2 separate regions of the Homo sapiens genome follow, and region 1 is linked to region 2. A link is a contact called in ENCODE Hi-C or POLR2A ChIA-PET data. All regions are on one chromosome and are shown on one strand. The core of a region is the stretch at or near the end of the contact, and the rest is flanking DNA. Distances in the headings are between cores, read along the strand shown. Region 1 overlaps FOXN3 (forkhead box N3). Region 2 has its middle 150 kb from the start of FOXN3-AS2.

Region 1 (7,332 bases), core at 2,995-5,494, 420 kb before region 2:
ATGTTAGTATGGCCAGGGTGCTTGATCCAAAGACAGTGGCAAAAGCTTATCTAAAATCCCCTCCATCAAGAGCAAACACATGGTGAGTAAAAATATCATTTCAACTTGAACTGAATCGCAAGGAAGCAAGAAGGCTGGCCACACTTGCATCTTCTGTCCCAGCACAGCAGCATCATTTTGAGGTGGTGACCAACAACTACACACTGCCCATTATATAATGTGAGTAACACAATTCCCTCATTACTCCATGAACTGATACAACATTCAGCAGAAGTACCTCAATAATAAAGGCAAAAGTCACTATGACCTATTTATCTTTCAGGATTTCAAGCGAGATCAAGAAATGTACTTTTTTTTTTTTTTTTTTTTGAGATGGAGCCTCGCTCTGTCATCCAGGCTGGAGTGCAATGGCATGATCTTGGCTCATTGCAACCTCTACCTCCCAGGTTCAAGTGATTCTCCTGCCTCAGCCTCCCAAGTAGTTGGGATTACAGGCACCCGCCATCATGCCCAGATAATTTTTCTATTTGTATAGAGACAGGGTTTCACTATGTTGGCCAGGTTGGTCTCGAACTCCTGACCTCAGGTGATCCACCTGCCTCGGCCTCCCAGAGTGATGGGTTTACAGGCGTGAGCCACTGTGCCCAGCCAAGAAATGTATATGTTTTAATCCAAGTTTTTGACAGTCTGGCTCCCGGTACTTCCTATGATGCTGAAAACCAGTCACAGACAAGAAAATAACCTATTTGTGGAGAAATTGTGATTTCCCTTGATTATTCATTTCCTCCCTTTGACAGCTAGTCCCATCCCATAGTCCACCACGAAGATGAGAGACATAAACACTGATTTTGGAAAGCTGATGACATAGAAGGGACACCTCGATCTAAATGCTGTATCAGGAAGACCTAATCTGGGCACTCAATTGCTACAGTTGTATGTAATAGTGCAGATGTTTGTTTGTTCATTTGTTTATTTATTTATTTGAGATGGAGTCTCGCTCTGTTGCTCAGGCTGGAGTGCAGTGGCACAATCTCGGCTCACTGCAACCTCCGCCTCCAAGGTTCAAGCGATTCTCTTGCCTCAGCCTTCCACGTAGCTGGGATTATAGGTGCCTGTCCCCATGCCCGGCTAATTTTTTTGCTTTTTTTTTTAGTAGAGACGGGGTTTCACCATGTTGGCCAGGCTGGTTTCAAACTCTTGACCTCAAGTGATCTGCCTGGCTTGGCCTCACAAAGTGCTAGGATTACAGGCATGAGCCACTGCACCCAGCCTCAGATGTTTATTTTTTATAAAACATTTTTCCTATGGTTTATTACATCTATTTATGGTTGGCTTCAAAGTGACAAAGTGATTTTAAATTTCCAAAATGTAAGACATGCCTATAATCCTACCATTTTGGGAGACTGAGGCAGGAAGACTGCTTGAGCCCAGGAGTTTGAGACCAGCTTGGGTAACATAGGGAGATCCCATCTCTACAAAAGAAAAAAAAAAAAAATTAGCCAGGTGTGGTGGCACGCACCTGCAGTCCCAGCTACTCAGGAGGCTGAAATGGGAGGATCACTTGAACCCAGGAACTTGTGGCTGCCATGAGCCATGATCATGCCACTGCGCTCCAGACTGCGTGACAGAGTGATACCCCATCTTAAAAAAAAATGTGGTGGGGCTCGGTGGCTCACGCCTGTAATCCCAGCACTTTGGGAGGCCGAGGCAGATGGATCACGAGGTCAGGAGTTCAAGACCAGACTGGCCATCATGGTGAAAGCCCGTCTCTACTAAATATACAAAAATTACCTGGGTGCAGTGGCAGGCTCCTGTAATCCCAGCTGCTTGGGAGGCTGAGGTAGGAGAACTGCTTGAACCCGGGAGGCAGAGGTTGCAGTGGGCCGAGATCATGCCACTGCACTCCAGCCTGGGCTACAGAGTGAGACTCTGTCTCAAAATAAAAAAAAAATTCCAAAAAGTAATCTCTTCTGTCTCCCAAGGCAACAAAGTACTGTGATGGGCATCAGCGCCTTAACCATGTCTTTGTCCTGATACTTCCAACTGAGCAGAAAGGCCCGGCCCGACCTCAAAGGTACCCTGTCTACTCACTCCTTTCCCGGTGACCTCTGGCCACCTCCCTCACCACCTGTACCAACCTTTTCCTTGCTTGTGACTCTCTGCTGTTCGCAAACTGTCCCACGTGTCCCTCTCTCAGTCCCTCCCCACATAGTGTAGCTCAGGAAAACCCAAAACGAAATGGTTGGGAAGGCCAAGTGCGTTGGTTTTCTTCCACCATCACATGGGCTGGAGCCGAAGAAACTGATTCTTACACACCTAGTACCTAATACCCATTCGATGCTTCGAGAAAAACTATAGAAACATCTATTCCTCTCCTGGAAGTGAACTGAGGCAAATAATGTTGCTGAACTTCCATGATAGCATTAAATTCGAAGAGAACATAGTTTCAAAAGAGTAATGTCACTTCTTGGCCATAGTTATGTAACTATGAGGGTGTGTCCATCAAGCTTTACAAAATGTGGTAGCACACCATGCCTTCTCAGCACCTTTCTTTCTGGGTGTAAACAGTTACGTATGATTGTGAGGGTTTTGCTTTGTTTTACTTTGTTTTGTTCTGTGCTTCCCTCTTCTTTGAATTCCTATGGCGAATAAAGAGGACCACACAATTGAAGCTTTAAACATAACCCGAAAAACCTTAGCCTCCTGAAACCTTTGGAGGAAACTGACTCACACACATGGGCTGTGCTTCTTGGTGCTGGGTCATTGGGCTCACCTTTGCAAGTCCCCTGAGCACACACAGGCCACACACCGCTGCCAAGGCTCGTGCCTTCCTCTTCAATGCTACCTGGCCTGAAAGCTCCTGAAGGATGTGACTTATCCTCCAAAGCCACTTGCAGAGCCCAGTACCAATCGGGTCTGAGAAGGTATGCTACTTCTCTCCCTTTCATCTGCCCTTCTCTGTCCACCTCCACCCTCTTCAAAGGCTGCCCACCTCCGCCCTCTTCAAAGGCATTGTTCAAAGGAGTCACAGGCCACCAAGTTTTAGTACTGTGCTACAGCTTAGCCTTTCCAGGGAGGACACTTTATGTGTAGGGCATTCTTTGCCTGCACTAAACTGCTACCACTTCATATACACAGATTCAGGGACTTTTGCTAGCAATGACTCCACTTTAATTTGTGTATAATCCAGTCAATCGTGTGCTCAAAATGACTCCTGGCTCCCTGTGACCTGTGCCACTTCCAGGTTCTTTAGCACTAAACAATTGGCTCCACTTGCTCCAGCTTCTCCTGCCACCCCTTGTCTTTTAGTTTTTTTCGCTCTGACAATACCAAGTTGCTCATGGTCCCTTGGAGACACCAGAGCGCCTTTGACCTCTGTCATTGCTACTCAGTTGCCCCTGCTTGGAATGTCCCTCACTCCCTTGTTTTCTTTGCAAACTTTTATGCTGTCTTGAAAATACTGCTCCTCCTGTCTTCTTCCTGCCTCCCTCCATGCTGAGAGCAGATCCTATCTGTCTTATGCTGTCTCCTTTCCATGAAACACAGGGTATTATAAGTTAGTTATTTATGGAGCTAGACTGTGAGCTCTCTGAAGACACTGACGATCTGATTCAGCTCATGTCCCCAGGAGCTGGCATGGAGTAGGTGTTCAATAAACATCTGCTAAAAAAAAAAAACAAAAAAAAAACTAGCCCTATAAAGTATATAGGGCTGGTATTATGATCCTCATTTTGCAGCTAAGAACACTTAATTCAGAAAGGAAAAGTCACTTAATGAGGGTCGCATGGCTAGTAAGTGACTCATGCTCTCTTCATTGCCATGATGCTTACATAACTACCTCCCGTTTCCTGCTGTCTCTTGAGTTTGGTGATCTACAGAAAAGAAAAGGAAAACTGAAGAAACAATACAAACACTTCAAAAGTTTAATGGATGTTTCTGAGCATCTATACATCGCCTTCTTCTCAGAACAGACATTGAGGACAGTCCTATAATTCACTATTATCAGTGTATCTACTTTAACTTGGAGCCCAGGCAACCAAGCACTAAATTAACACTGCCCTGTCTCTGCAAAGGTGATGGGGGACAAGACGCCTTGTAACTTTGAAGAAGAGATTTACACACCCCTGTGTCTCCCATATAAATGGACTCAAGAGCTGCAGCAGTCCATAAATGATCCTTTCTTTCCACTGTTGATAGTTGAAGGCAGCCGTTTCCAGCTTCTTGCCGGTGATCACTCTGCTAAAAATAGCTTTGATGCTGTCACATGCAAACTTGAACAGAACCTGAAAGCAGTTCCCCTTTTAGTTCTGAGCTGGTTCAACTTTAAAAGAGAGGCAGCTGTGAACACACTCCAGCGTGTTTACATGATGCTGAAGTAGTTCAGCTCGTAGTAAAAATACCACTGAAAAGGGACAGGCTTGGGTTTGCAGCCTCTGCTGACGACATTTCTTCCTGCTGAGCTGGAGCCCGGGAAGGGGCGGGAAGGGGCGGTAAGGTTAGCAGGGAAAATCCAAAATGTCCAGTTTGAAGGGGAAAGTGGCTGTGAGCAGAACCGCGGTGAAGACAGGAGAGAGATGTTTGTTGAGATGTGAGATTTCTGACTATGGTGGAGGTGGGGGCAGGAGAGGCGGCAAAGATCATATAGAAAAGAGAACTTAGACAACAGGGGGTGCTTTTTAAAAATTCTGTTAAAAATATCTAAGGGCTGTTTTTTTAGAAATCAAGGAAACAAAGGATGAAATACATTCAACATCTTGGCCATTCATTTGATACCTTATGTTGGTTTGCTGGGCAAATGGATGATTCTGGATGTGTTCTGAAAACTGGGCCCAAAACTAAGGATAAAGCAGAGTATGGGCTTGGAAACCAGAGAAAACCTGGGCATTCAACCCGGCTGCTCCTCGTCTGGCCCCCATAAAACTTGGCTTAAGCACTGGTGTCTCCCAGACCTTCTGCACAGAGCTGGGAGTTAAGTGAGAAAATACACACCGAAGTGCCTGGTGGAGCGGGGGACCCTGACCCATAATAGACAACGTCCTTTAAAAACATATACCCAGAGGAGAGGAAGCTGACAGTGATCTGCGGACAAATCTGGAATACAGTGTAGTTTCTTAAAAAAAAAAAAAAAAAAAGTACCAACCAAATAAATAGTGTTTTTTCTTCCTTCTTAATTCTATGTGGCCAAAGCATGACTCACACTATATTTGCTTATGAAATGAGAATTCATTTTACGAAGTTGTCCTAGAAAACTTACGCTGAGCCCGGCTGATCTGGAGGGGACGAGAGGAAGGCCTGGCCAGCACCAGGACGGATCACACAGGCCGGGTGCTGGTGTCTGTACCCACTGAGGGCCACTAGGAGATGGGAACTGAGGTCATCGATGGTGAACTCGCGGCTCCTGCTTAAGAACCAGAATCCTGACTTCAGACGTTTATGCTGGAGCTTCACATATGTTTCAGAACCCATCGTTCAACAAAAACCTCAGATTCATCTTAAGAGCCCTTGAGAAAAGGACGCCTCTATGACATCACTGTCCTACCCGATGAGTTTCAGTACCATGAGCAGATGACATGTGACCCAAGTACGAAGTGAGCAGGTTCTCTAAACAAGCTATAAATTTGAGCAGCACACTGAGGTTATATTAGCATAGGAATTTATCACGTAAGTTATATGTTTGAACAACAGAACAGACTTAACATACTGCTGTATCTTTAACTATCATTTTTTGTTAACAAGACAAAAGAATTTACAGTTTCTGCCAACTGTTTTGTTGGCCCCTAATACCACGATTAGCTGTTGCCAGGCAACCATGAAGCATGCTTCCTCCCAAATCAGGAAGACCCACTGCTAAATCTAGACTAATTATAAAAGGAGACAAATATTTAAAAGCCTTATATTTATGAAGGATTTGGGAGGTGCCCTGATAAGAATGATTCTTATTAAACGGATCTAACTAAATACAATGCATATGTCTGCAGTGCATTGTCACAGGTTTTGTAAAACAATTTAGGAAAACTGAATGTTTCTGCAACTTTCCTAATTTCCCTCAATAGGATACTAAACAAAACCAGGTGTTTATAATTTGTGGAAGCATGTCTTTTGCCTACTTCTCTAAGAATAAGGATGAAAAGAAGCAGCTGAGAGACCTAAGCCTTTTAAAATACATATATATTTGCAAAGAAATTATGAGAACACCACCACCATTTTCACAACCCTTACAGAGCTATGTGCATATAATGCTCAGCAGCTTTCCTCTCAAGTTTCTGCCTTTGTCTGCATTCTCAATTCCCTCTATTTCAAGAGTCATTTAGAATTCTCTGTGTGGAGAAGAGTTTTTCAGTCCCTGAGGCGAGCCTCCTTGCCATCAGCACTAAACTGCTGGTGGCAGGCTCCAACAACCGGAGTTCTAATGTCTAGAGACCCTGCTTCATCCCCAAGAGGGGAGCTGAAGAAACAGAAAAGCTCAACACACACACACACACTCACAGACACACAGACGCATGCACACACACACACACACACACTTTGGTTCTCTTTTTTTTTTTTGAGACGGAGAGACGGAGTCTTGCTCTGTTGCCCAGGCTGGAGTACAGTGGCACCATCTCGGTTCACTGCAAGCTCCGCCTCCTGGGTTCACGCTATTCTCCTGCCTCAGCCTCTGAGTAGCTGGGACTACAGGCGCCCACCACCACGCCCGGCTAATTTTTTTGTATTTTTAGTAGAGACGGGGTTTCACTGTGTTAGCCAGCATGGTCTCAATCTCCTGAACTCGTGATCCGCCCGCCTCAGCCTTCCAAAGTGCTGGGATTACAGGCGTGAGCCACCGCGCCCGGCCCATTTTGGTTCTCCTTCATATGCAAAGTGGAGTTTTCTCCCCAAAAGACAAAATTCTGACTACAAAGTCAGAACTAGGACGGGGGTTGGCAAATTATGAACCAAACTGTACTAGCTGGAAGCTAAGTATGGCTTTGACATTTGGTAATGGTCAGGGAAAAAAGAATCAAAAGAAGAATATTATTTCTTGACAAGTGAAAATTATATGAAATTCAAACTTCAATGCCATAAATAACATTTTATTGGGACACAACACACTCACTTGTTTATGTGTACGTCTATTTTGTGCTAAACAGTTACTACATGACCCTTCATAGAAAAAGTTTGCAGAAGCCTGAAGTGGAAGACAGAGTAGTGACATTTTAATCTTGAAAAAGAAATTGATTTTGGATTAACTTTAAACGCGACCAAAACAAAGCAAATAGGCCATGTCCCACCCAATGGCCTGAAACCTAGGTTGCTCTGAGTGTGTGTGTTACTCAGTGACTGTCCTACCAA
Region 2 (7,006 bases), core at 7-2,506:
ACCCCTGTCTGGCATCTTCAGCCTCCTGTGTTCTTTAGATCTCTGCATCCTAGGGCAAGGGAGAAGGACACTTCCCTCCACCCCTACCCCTACCCTTAGCTCTCAAGCAAACTCCCTATAATGATTTTGATTCACTTTGCTTGGGTTGCATTATATCGCAGCAATGGGGTGGGGTCACACTGTTGGCAGCCTTGCCAACATCACACAAAATGGGTGAAGTGGTCATTACCTTCAGATAGAAAAACAGGAGACAGGCGAGGCGCGGTGGCTCATGCTGTAATCCCAGCACTTTGGGAGGCCGAGGTGGGCGGATCATCTGAGGTCCAGAGTTCGAGACCAGCCTGACCAACGTGGAGAAACCCCGTCTCTACTAAAAATACAAAATTAGCCGGGCGTGGTGGCACATGCCTGTAATCCCAACTACTCCGGAGGCTGAGGCAGGAGAATGGCTTGAACCCGGGAGGCGGAGGTTGCTATGAGCCGAGATTGCGCCATTGCACTCCAGCCTGGGCGACAAAAGCAAAACTCCATCTCCAAAAAAAAAAAAAAAAGAAAAAGAAAAACAGGAGACCAGAGTAACATTTCACCTCGTCATGAACTTTCCCTGAGGGACTCTCATGACAGCAGAAAGAGGAAGCACGTGTCCTCTATCTAACAACCACAACCACCATAGTCTCATTCAGCAAGATTGACCCCCACCTTCCAGTTGGCCTGGGTTGAACAGGTGCCCAGCATTAGATCCAGAAGCCAGGAGAAAACAGCCAGATGCAACAGGCACACCCAGTCCCTGAAGCCCTCACTGGTCCCAACTACCCCAGGCCCTACCAGAAGTATCTGTGGAGAGGAGGGATGGAGGCGTTCAGCCCCCTTCTCCACTCCTAGACCCCCAGAGCAACTTCAGGGACTCATTTCAATAAGTATATTCCCAATTTATTTCTTTTTTTTCTCCCAGATCTAAATGATCATCATGATGGTGATGGAGGAAGCAGTGATAATGATGATGATGATGTCATAAAACTAAAATTATTGAGCACTAAGTACTGGTCAAGATGCTTTAGATACATCAGTTCATCGAATCCTCTCAACAACCTTGTTTTACAGGTGAGCGTTTGAGGATGGGTGATAAGGTCTCGCTGTGTCCATATCCAAATCTCATCTTGAATTGTAGCTCCCGTAATTCCCATTTGTGGTGGGAGGGACCTGGTGGGAGATAATTGAATCATGGGGGTGGTTTCCCCCAACTGTTCTCGTGGTAGTGAATAAGTCTCACGAGATCTGATGGTTTTATAAGGGGAAACCCCTTTTGCTTGGCTTTCATTCTCCTTCCTGCCGTGTTTGCTTCCCCTTCCTCCATGGTTGTGAGTTTCCTGAGGCCTCCCCAGCCACACTGAACTTGAGTCAATTAAGCCTCTTTCCTTTATAAATTACCCATTCTGGGGTAGTGTCTTTGCAGCAATGTGAGAACGGACTAATACAATGGGGAAATTAAGAAATGTACCCAAGGTCACATCTGGTAAAGGAAGAATGGGGCTTTGCACTCAAGCAGTTTCTTAACCAGTCGTGAAGATTCTTGTTAGTGGGGCACTTATGATGTGCCACATGCTTTACGTGAATTATCTCCTTTAACTTTCACAGTGGCCCAACAATACAGTGCCTATTATCATCCTTGCTTCATGAAGAAGAACACGAGGTTTAGGAGGGTTCACCCTCTCAGTCAAAGTCCCTGAAGTGCAGAACTTGGCCAACCCCACAGTGGACTGGCTTCTGCTAGGCAGTTGGGAGCCACTGCCATCTCCAAACAGCAGGAAGAGATGCTCAAAGCTGTGCTTTTGAAAAATCAATCTGGCAGTAGTGGAGAAGATACACTGTCTTTTCTCAGCTCAGCATACCAGTTGGAAGGCCTAACCACAGAGCCAGCAGGCGGCAGAGCTGGGGGTTAGATCCCACATCTACCTGATTCCAGCACCCTTGCTCGAATCCCCCAAACCTAGCTGCTTGAGGCCAGATGAAGGCTTCCGGCTTCACAAGTGCCCTTCCCTCACTGCGGGTGCATTGGCACCTCACTTCCTTGCCACACTTCCTCTTGTTTTGAACCACTATATTGGCTCATCTCAGCAGCAGACAGTTCCTCTGAATAGAGTATGCCCTGAAAAGTCAAAATCTACCACCAGCTGGAGCTGGTAAGGCTGCAGTACTTCCTGTTGAATCGGGTCTTGGGGCCAGAAACCACATTGTTATTTATACCCGAAGCTCTTTATTCACGGTGCTTTACAAAACAAAGAAGGGGCAGCCCCCTGTCTTATGGAGCCAGCAGACCCCAGAGATACAGAAGACAACAGACAATAATAAGCCCTCTCCCCTCTCCTTAAGCTGTAACTTCCATCCTGCCTGACCAGTCCCTGCCACTGCCCCTTTGTTTCTTCTATTACCTTCCTCTGAGCAGTCTTATTATGGAAATAGACTCCTAATTAACACATCAGGTTTCCGCTTTTCCAAAAAGTCTCTGAAATTGGCCCGTTTCATGATGTTGTTCACTCCAAACACCCCCTGCTATCTTTATTTTGTTCTGCTTTTCATCCTGGCTTATATCATTTATTTCTTTGTATTGAAAGCTTGTCAACTCATGGGACCTGGCATGTATTAATTAGGAGGATGGTCTGGAGCCCGACACAGCTTGATGGAAAGCCAGTCTGAGGGGGGAATTAGGCAGAGAATCAGAAAGAAGCTGAACCAAGCAGCAGAGGGGTAGATGGCTTAAGACCATGACCCAAATTTCAGACCCAGGGTGACCGACTGTCAGCCTTCTGGGCTGGGATTCTTCCCTTAAGCTAAGACAGTCTTCACTTTGTGCCATAAAAGTGCACGTCAGGTCTCACCTCTGTGCCGTTTGCTCAATGTGTACCCCCCTGCCGGGATGCCCTTCTTTCTCTTTTCTACCTACTAAGCTCTGCTGCTTTTCAAGGCCAAAATGAAGTCCCATCTCCCATAAAAAGCCTTCCGCGGCTCCTCCAGTCCTGAGCAACCTCCATTTTCATGACACTCTTGCAGGATTTGTAGCACATAATTTAGGCCTTGCTTATGTAGTCTTCTTAATGAGAACTGTCTTAGTCTCTCCAGCCACGTCAGAGAGAAACAGAGTTCAGGAAGACATAGGTTGAATAAGAAAGAAGCTTGTTTGCCCCTCTGGGGACAGCAGGAGGAGAGGGACAAGCTCAGCAGGCCCGTGCGATTGCACAGAAGCTGGCCTCCAGCGTTGCCCAGACAATCCCCAGCTGTTTTTTAAAAACATTACCAAGTACACAAATCTCTGCTGTTACCAGCTGGCTAGAGTTGCCCATGTGAGAAGCAGCTCAACTGGAAACCAGTGTCTGCAAGTTGAAGGGCGTGTCCTTGGATTTTGGACTCATATCTGAAACATTTATTCCTTGTTCTGCCCACAGGTCTTAATACGCATGGGGAACACTGTATTGAGGGGCTCTGTGCCCTCTCCTGAAAATCCTTTGTCCATTTCTGAGTGTCCTTCCCTTGGCTTCTCTCTTTTTTTTTTTTTTTTTTTTGAGACAGAGCCTTGCTCTGTTGCCCAGGCTAGAGTGCAGTGGTGCGATCTCGGCTCACTGTAACCTCCGCCTTTCAGGTTCAAGCAATTCTCCTGCCTCAGCCTCCTGAGTAGCTGAGATTACAGGCATGCGCCACCACACCCAGCTAATTTTGTATTTTTAGTAGAGTCGGGGTTTCACCACGTTGGCCAGGCTGGTCTCAAACTCCTGGCCTCAGGTGATCCACCTACCTCAGCCTCCCAAAGTGCTGGCATTACAGGCGTGAGCCACCAAGACTGGCCCCTTCCCTTGGCTTCTATGCCTGCTTCTAATGACTCTCTTCTAAAGACTGGTGACAGATGTACCTGGAAATTTGGGTCCTCCCTAGGGGGCCATTGGCCAATGGCTGACTGGTGCAGAATATGAAAGCCCAGCTCTGGGGTGCCTGGAGTTGGGATACAATCAGAGGTGTAACTTACACTCCACTGCTTTTTGTAGAGCCATGCTGAGGCTGGGACTTGGCCTGAAGTGGCTGTCTTGCTGGGCTCCTTTCCCTTCCCCATCCAGCCTGTTCCTCCTCCCACCCCCTCATTTCCCCTGGAGCACTTCATTTATAAACTCTGGCATACTAGTCCCCATCTGCGAGACTGTGTCTGCGAGACCCTGACCTACCATAATGCATATGGCACATCTCTTCATTGGTAGTCAGCCCACCATCACCCCCCACAAGCCCATATTTTAAGGCCATTTTATAAATTCAAATGTTCCCTCCAATACAGTGAAAATCCATCCAGTCATGCTCAGGTGATGTGATGATAGACATCTAGTCAGAAACTTATTTTTATTTATGTTGGTTACAAATTAAAGTCATCATTCATCCTCCTAGCACAGTAGTATCTTGCCCCTCTGTGACTTTGGATGCTGCCAAGGTAGTCACGAATAGATTTCATTCATCTTTCTAGATCCTGTTTTCTTGATATTTGTAGCTCAAGAATGATTCTGCACCACTGGCCCTGCCCCAAATCCTCCTGATAGGCTACTCTGAGTAACCAAGCAAATGAGAAGATGACTTTCTGTCCCAGGCCACACAGATCACTAAACTCTAAGTTTATTAAAACCTCTCTCTAGACTGGGCACAGTGGCTCACGCCTGTAATCCCAGCACTTTGGGAGGCCAAGGCAGGTGGATCACTTGGGGTCAGGAATTTGAGACCAGCCTGGCCAACATGGTGAAACCCCACCTCTATTAAAAACACAAAAATTAGCCAGGAGTAGTGGTGGGTGCCTGTAATCCCAGCTACTTGAGAGGCTGAGGCAGGAGAATCGCTTAAACCCAGGAGGCAGAGGCAGGAGAATCGCTTAAACCTGGGAGGGGGAGGCAGGAGAATCGCTTAAACCTGGGAGGCGGAGGTCGCAGTGAGCCGAGCTCAAGATTGCACCATTGCACTCCAGTCTGGGTGACAGAGCAAGACTCCGTCTCAAAAAAAACAAAAACAAAACCAAAAATCTCTCTCTAAACCCACCAGCACACTGCTACCTTTGCTGCTGCTGTACATATTCTCTTTGAACCCCCATTCCCCACCCCCAAGCCCCAAACCAGGTCTTATAATTCTTTGCCCCTTCATAGTGCTCAGCACAGGGCCAGGGGCAAACTTGTCAAATTCATCAGTCACATGGGAAGTAAAAGTCACAACTTTGAACCAAGCCAGGTAAACAGGGTTTGTGCAAGAGTCAACCTATTCATGGGACCAAGTACATTTCCAAGCTAGAGACAAAATTGGCCACCGAAACATATTTTTCTGAAATGTAATTTCTCCAACTCCTTTAACTATCTGCCCTCAGGTGCATTTGGTTTTTCTTTCTAGCGCTATTGTTCTGCAACTTGATCCCTTTTTCTGCCTCTCTGAGAAATTCAAGTTTTCCTGAACTTAGGGTTTTTAGTACTTTAGATTTCTAAGAAAGGCAGTTTATTAGGAAACCTTGTGTTTACTCAAGTTTGCAGCAGGTCCCGGTTGGCCAGCAGGCTCAATGTGATTCCTTGAAATTCTGTTCCGGGCATGGACTCCCGGGAGCTAAATGTAACATTTAGTCATCAATAGGATAATTTAGGTTCATTCTTTCTACTTGCCTCCTTAAGAAGGGATTGGAGTTCACGCTGGTATTCTCTAGAAAACGGAACTACCTTCCCACCCTGTAGAAGTATGTTATGATGGAAAGAGCCACCTATTTCCTGTGTTGGCTTCTTCTCTGCTTTCGGATTTAGGCACGGTGTCTTTTCAGATGTGCTGACTTTTTACGGCTTCAGCAAGGTAATACTGTATAAATGCCGTTGGCCGTTTACCATTTGGGATTCAACGCAACGTCTGGATCTTGTTATGTAGGCATTTTCAGAGCATTACAGCTCAGCTGTGAAAGCACTCTGGCTTAAAGCGAAAATGCAGTAGAACCTTGCTAATCTAACAACTTAATAACACTTGCCACCCCTTCACAGCAAGGACTTAATGGTAAGACTCAAAGTGAGGCTTCATGTTTTAGAATGCACAGGAATGCATCCCACAGATGACTGTGTTATCATCAATAATCTCCAACTTTGCTTATTAAAGCACATGCAGCAACGTTACTTTAACACCACGCTATCCTTTAATTCAGCCACCAAAGATAGCCTCAAAATAACGAGAACCTGCCTGAGACCTTCTGAGTTATGCTTTGCCTTCTCTCCTTCAGCACCAAGATTCTACGAAAAATGTGTTGTGGACCTAAGGCTTTTAGTTTCTTTTCTTTTCTTTTCTTTTCTTTCTTTCTTTCCTTCTTTATTTCTCTCTCTCTCTCTCTCTCTTTCCTTCTTTCTCTTTCTCTCTCTTTCTTTCTCTCTTGACAGAGTTTCACTCTGTCGCACAGGCTGGAGTGCAATGGCATGACTCGGCTCACTGCAACCTCCACCTCCCGGGTTCAAGTCATTCTCCTGCCTCAGCATCCCAAGTAGCTGGAATTACAGGCATGCACCACTATGCTGGGCTAATTTTTGTATTTTTAGTAGAGACGGGGTTTCATCACCTTGGCCAGGCTGGTCTCGAACCCCTGACCTCAGGTGATCCGCCCACCTCAGCCTCCCAAAGTGCTGGGATTGCAGGCGTGAGCCACCGTGCCCAGCTGGGCTTTTAGTTTCTTTAGGTGTCTTTAGAGGAATGTTCTAAACACGTTTTAGGTACAGGTATCCAAAACCCAGATTAGCTTATCTGCTTTTCTAAGGACTTTATTTTCACATAGCTAAGTCTAATTTTTGGTTAGAATGGGTTAGTCCATTTTCTTTCCCTGTGGGGGCGAGGGAAGCTTTCATATTCAAACTTAACTTGTTTCTGATGATCTCTAAATGATTTCTATGGCATATACTAGTTAAAATTTGTTTTCTATTTATATTTCTCTCTTCATAAAAATACTGTGTTTAAAAAATAAGCAAGACTAAAGAAGTGA

What was found. Hi-C counts contacts between places; a loop is a spot of excess contacts on that map. ChIA-PET counts read pairs that join two places held with the same protein, here RNA polymerase II (POLR2A). Pooled maps may share reads with other maps.
Region 1: a map of B cell shows a loop between it and region 2 (19-fold over the local background). The contact joins two enhancer-like sites. A Hi-C loop is called at or near these places in 1 of 168 maps with a recorded cell type or tissue (B cell) and 6 of 50 pooled maps. POLR2A ChIA-PET finds 5 or more read pairs at or near these places in 2 of 52 experiments (CD4-positive, alpha-beta T cell and WTC11).

What each region holds. Positions count from the first base shown.
Region 1 is chr14:89,299,832-89,307,163 of GRCh38, forward strand. All of the region lies in intron 3 of FOXN3 (forkhead box N3), which reads right to left. Among named protein-coding and RNA genes, the nearest start is that of FOXN3-AS3, 47 kb to the right of the region's middle. RefSeq lists enhancers at 3,885-3,954, 3,985-4,044, 4,145-4,344, 5,258-5,527. Within about 2 kb of position 4,245, at least 31 of the 41 ENCODE cell types and tissues checked have a DNase peak (open chromatin) inside an H3K27ac peak, as active enhancers do; they include B cell, where a contact is called at or near this core.
Region 2 is chr14:89,718,900-89,725,905 of GRCh38, forward strand. No RefSeq gene overlaps it. Among named protein-coding and RNA genes, the nearest start is that of FOXN3-AS2, 150 kb to the left of the region's middle. Within about 2 kb of position 1,257, at least 14 of the 41 ENCODE cell types and tissues checked have a DNase peak (open chromatin) inside an H3K27ac peak, as active enhancers do; they include B cell, where a contact is called at or near this core.